Linked DNA regions of Homo sapiens: region 2 is linked to region 1. The links are chromatin loops, found by intact Hi-C in ENCODE. Cell type or tissue: natural killer cell. All regions are shown on one strand.

Evidence for each region. Peaks named below come from ENCODE experiments on the same cell type or tissue, not always from the same donor. Only the 100,000 strongest peaks of a DNase experiment are listed, where the experiment ranks them.
Region 2: a loop joins it to region 1, with 8 times the contacts of the local background. A loop is called at or near these places in 17 of 110 quality-filtered maps.

What each region holds. Positions count from the first base shown.
Region 1 is chr19:41,120,028-41,122,527 of GRCh38, forward strand. CYP2F1 (cytochrome P450 family 2 subfamily F member 1) reads left to right here. Exons shown (of 10, transcript NM_000774.5): 4 at 320-469; 5 at 1,431-1,591; 6 at 1,930-2,106. Among named protein-coding and RNA genes, the nearest start is that of CYP2F1, 6.8 kb to the left of the region's middle. In natural killer cell, no CTCF peak of the experiment used is centred here; a DNase peak (open chromatin) is centred at 1,244; H3K27ac peaks cover 1,466 bases.
Region 2 is chr19:41,301,512-41,304,011 of GRCh38, forward strand. HNRNPUL1 (heterogeneous nuclear ribonucleoprotein U like 1) reads left to right here. Exons shown (of 15, transcript NM_007040.6): 11 at 25-193; 12 at 1,154-1,438; 13 at 2,461-2,500. Among named protein-coding and RNA genes, the nearest start is that of CCDC97, 7.4 kb to the right of the region's middle. RefSeq lists enhancers at 1-176, 1,130-1,469. In natural killer cell, no CTCF peak of the experiment used is centred here; a DNase peak (open chromatin) is centred at 1,320; H3K4me3 peaks cover 328 bases; H3K27ac peaks cover 2,500 bases.

The sequences.
Region 1 (2,500 bases):
GACCAAGACAGGCACCCACTCTGCCTTCACAGTTCTGTGAAGGAGACAGCCCCATCACCAGACAGTAACAGCCCAGAGTGATCAGGTTCTTAATGGGGAAACAGAGGCAGAGTGATAGGATGGTCGTGAGGGAAGCCCATGGTCCTATGGAAGCTTGAAGGAGACCCCTAAGCTGGAGGGTCCAGAAGGGCTTACTGGAAGGAGCCAGGGAGATTCCAAACTCTGTCTCTCTCCCAGCAAATACCATGAAAGGGGACCTGGGTGGCAGTGGCCTCAGGATGAGTTCCCGGTTAAGCTGGTCCCCTCCTCTTCTCCCCAGGCATCGCCTTCTCCAGTGGGGATCGATGGAAGGTCCTGAGACAGTTCTCTATCCAGATTCTACGGAATTTCGGGATGGGGAAGAGAAGCATTGAGGAGCGAATCCTAGAGGAGGGCAGCTTCCTGCTGGCGGAGCTGCGGAAAACTGAAGGTCAGGAATTTTTTTTAACAGGCTGGATGGCACGATCTTTTTTTTTTTTAACAGGCTGGATGGCAGCCTTGACCTCCTGGGCCCAAACCATCCTCCCACCTCAACCTCCCGAATAGCTGGTACTTCAGGTGTGCTCCACCACACCCAGCTTATTTTTAAATTTTTTGTAGAGACAGGGTCTCACTATGTTGCCCAGGCCAGTCTCAAACTCCTGTGTGCAAATGATCCTCTTGCCTCTGCCTCCCAGAGTGCTGGAACTATAGGCATACACCACCATGTCTGGCCAGGTCTTTGAATCCAGTTCATCCTTATAATTCACATCCATTCTACTTTTTTTTTTTTGAGACAGAGTCTCGCTCTGTCCCCCAGGCTGGAGTGCAATGGTGTGATCTCAGCTCATTGCAACCTCCGCCTCCTGAGTTCAAGCGATTCTGCTTGCTGACTGCTCTGTCGCCCAGGCTGGGTTGCTGTGTACTAGCGTGTGTTGTGTGGCAGGATTATGTAGCTGTATGCTGGCTTTATGTGTTGGTGTGTGGTTACCGTGTCTTGGGATGTTTCCGGGCTGGCTGTTAGGTCACTGCGTGTCGTGTGTTGGCATGTACTGTGATCGTATTTGCTGGGTGTTCTGTTGCCCTGTGTTGTTGTGTTCCGTGATGCCTGATGATTGCCTTGTGCTATGTCGCGTGCTGTGTGTTGTGTTGCCAAGAATAGCCCGTTCTGTGGTTGGGCGTTGTTGCTGTCGATGTGCTGCAGGAAGTTGTGGGTTCGGTGCCGTCTGTGGCATTGACAGATGCTTTTGGGGTGTCGTTAAGCAGCATGTTGTGACCATGTCCCCGTGTTTGCACCGTAAGACACGTTGCCATGGTTGAGTCGGATGTTGTACAAATTAATGGTGTTGCTGCATGAGGTCTGGTGTGCTGCACATCGCGTCTTCCTGATCCATTGCACTCCTTACCCTCAGGCGAGCCCTTTGACCCCACGTTTGTGCTGAGTCGCTCAGTGTCCAACATTATCTGTTCCGTGCTCTTCGGCAGCCGCTTCGACTATGATGATGAGCGTCTGCTCACCATTATCCGCCTTATCAATGACAACTTCCAAATCATGAGCAGCCCCTGGGGCGAGGTCAGCCAACTGAGTCCAGCAGGGGCAGGGTGTGGGGTCCGCAGGATCTAGGAATGGAGAGGAAACAGTGGGCGGGGAAAGGGCTGTGAATGGCCCGCCCAGGGCCCGCCCCCTCCCATCTGACCCCACCCAGAGTTACACGGCCACGCCCACTCCCCTCCACTGAGCATTTATGGCCGCCATTGCCTCCTTCCCACTCCCCCTCAGCCCCAACCCCCACCCCGGACCTGGCTGCCCTTTGAGACCCTGTCCCTGCCTACCTAATCCACACTGACCCCATTCGCCCCTGAACACCCTTTGTCCTCCTCCAAAACCCTCCTACTCTGTCTGGTCCCCAGTTGTACGACATCTTCCCGAGCCTCCTGGACTGGGTGCCTGGGCCGCACCAACGCATCTTCCAGAACTTCAAGTGCCTGAGAGACCTCATCGCCCACAGCGTCCACGACCACCAGGCCTCGCTAGACCCCAGATCTCCCCGGGACTTCATCCAGTGCTTCCTCACCAAGATGGCAGAGGTAATCCCTACCTGGAAATCCCACCTCTAGTCTGACCTGAAATTCTCCTGCTGCCCCTGCCTCAAACCCACAGGGACCCCAGATGGGGCAGGGTTGGGGGACCTTCTCCCTGGAGAAGCTGAAGCATCTGGCCCAGCTGGGCTGGAGCCAGGAGCCACTCGCAGCCACCGCCAACTTACAGCTCATTAAGAAGTCATCAAAGGAGGTGGGGCAGGGTGGAGGGGGCAGTTGCTCAGGCTTGTTATCCCAGCACTTTGGAAGGCCGAGGCAGGAGGATCGCTTGAGTCCAGGAGTTCGAGACCAGCCTGGACAATATAGTAAGACCCAGTCTCTACAACACATACGTACACACATACATACACACACACATACATACATACATACACACACACAT
Region 2 (2,500 bases), 180 kb after region 1:
CCTCTTCTGTTACCTTACCCTTAGACAAATGTTTATGGGTCAGCCCAGAGACGAAAAATGAGACCATTTGAAGGCTTCCAGCGCAAAGCTATTGTAATTTGTCCCACTGACGAGGACCTAAAAGACCGAACAATAAAGCGAACCGACGAGGAAGGGAAGGATGTCCCAGATCATGCGGTCTTAGAAATGAAAGGTAGGAAATGAGTGCTTCCCAGAGGAACGTCAATGCAGGGTCCTGGAGAGAAGAAGCTCTTTACTCAGTTTGTCCTTCCCTGGCTCCCCAGTGATTTCTTTTTTGATCTTACTCTTTCTTTGCTTCTGCTTTGTCCCTTCCTTGTCTACCACAGCTGTGAATGGAAAAGCTACCCATCTGTCTTATGTTGGGGTTTTCAGGCTGGATGGGGCTGGGGCAGCACAAGGGAAAGGATGTATGGGAGCTAAAGCTGAAAGTCCTGTGTGCTCACCCTGCCTCTGGTCCCAGATGGGCTGACTGTGGGCAGGCCTCAGTTTGTTTCTCTGTAAATATAGGGATGGTGATGCCATCTGTCTGACCCATTCCCTGGGGTGAGGCCTGAGGGAGCTGTGCACTGTGTCTAGGTGGGTCTTAGCCACCTCTTCAGAAAACGGAGGAGTCTTTGTTAGCCCCTGACACTTAGCAGGCTGAGGGGTTGGGGCTTTGTCTACCTCTTTCTCTCTCTCTCTGTTTTTTTTTTTTTTTTTTTTTGGAGAGGGAGTCTTGCCCTGTCACCCAGGCTGGAGTATAGTGGTGCGATCTTGGCTCACCGCAACCTCCGCCTCCTGAGTTCACCCAGTTCTCCTGCCTCAGCCTCCCGAGTAGCTGGGACTACAGGTGTCCACCACCATGCCTGGCTAATTTTTGTATTTTTAGTAGAGATGGGGTTTTGCCATGTTGGCCAGGCTGGTCTTGAACTCCTGACCTCAGGTGATCCACCCGCCTCGGCCTCCCAAAGTGCTGGGATTACAGGCGTGAGCCACCGCGCCCGCCCTTCTGTCTATGTCTTTCTTATTCACTATTCCAGTTTTCTTCACCTTCTCCCTTCTGGAAGGCCACTCTTCTGGGTGGAGGGGACCAGACTTCAGAAGGTACTGACCTCTTCTTCTTGTTCTCTTTGGGGCACTTCCTTCCTCCTAGCCAACTTCACGTTGCCAGATGTTGGGGACTTCCTGGATGAGGTTCTGTTCATTGAGCTGCAGCGGGAGGAAGCGGACAAGCTAGTGAGGCAGTACAACGAGGAAGGCCGCAAGGCTGGGCCACCCCCTGAAAAGCGCTTTGACAACCGAGGTGGTGGTGGCTTCCGGGGCCGCGGGGGTGGTGGTGGCTTCCAGCGCTATGAAAACCGAGGACCCCCTGGAGGCAACCGTGGCGGCTTCCAGAACCGAGGGGGAGGCAGCGGTGGAGGAGGCAACTACCGAGGAGGTGAGACATCTCACACACAGCACTCTCCACTTTCTGTTCCCAGGTTGGGGCTGGGCTTTGACTGCTTATTCAATCAGCAACTGAAGTTTTCTGAGCTCCAGCTGTGAGTTATACTCTGGTAGAAAACTTGAAACAAGTCAGACACGGAGACCTCAGAAACGCTCCCACTTTCCCACTCCCTGGACGCTGGTTATGAAGCCCTTTGCCCATTTGCATATCACAGTGCACATTCTGTCACATTGCTGTCATTTTTGTGAACCTTCCCCCATCTGACCATGAGCTCCTTGGAAATAGGATCTAGATCAAAATCTATTGGAAATGGGGGCTACATCTTTGGCCAGGTCTGAAGAGGACTAGATGTGACTCGTTCATGGCTGTCACCAGTGCTTAGCTTCCTCTCATTTTTTTTTTTTTTTTTTTTGAGACGGAGTTTTGCTCTTGTTGCCCAGGCTAGAGTGCAATGGTGTAATCTCGGCTCACTGCAACCTCTGCCTCCCGGCATTCAAGCGATTCTCTCGCCTCAGTCTCCTGAGTAGCTGGGATTGTAGGCAAGCACCACCACGCCCGGCTAATTTTGTATTTTTAGTAGAGATGGGGTTTCTCCATGTTGGTCAGGCTGGTCTTGAACTCCTGACCTCACGTGGTCCACCCGCCTTAGCCTCCCAGAGTGCTAGGATTACAGATGTGAGCCACCGCACCCTGCCAGCTTCCTCTCCTTGAGCATCTCCTTCCTGCATATTCAACAGCTATTGAGATGCTGGGACACAGAAACCCAGGACTGCCTTGGTCTCTGCCTCACCATTCTTGCAGTCCAGTGAATGAGACAAACCTGTCATAAGGGCTGGGACAGGGGAGTATGCCCGGGGGTCTAGAGAATCCCAGAGGACATGCTTTGTTGTTCACCTTGAGTTCTTGCTCTGCGCCTGGCCATGCCGGCTCACAGTAGTCACCAAGACAACCCAGTTCCCTGGGGTTGCCATTTGGGAATGATGGCGCCTTTCATCTGGATTTCTCCAACACAGGTTTCAACCGCAGCGGAGGTGGTGGCTATAGCCAGAACCG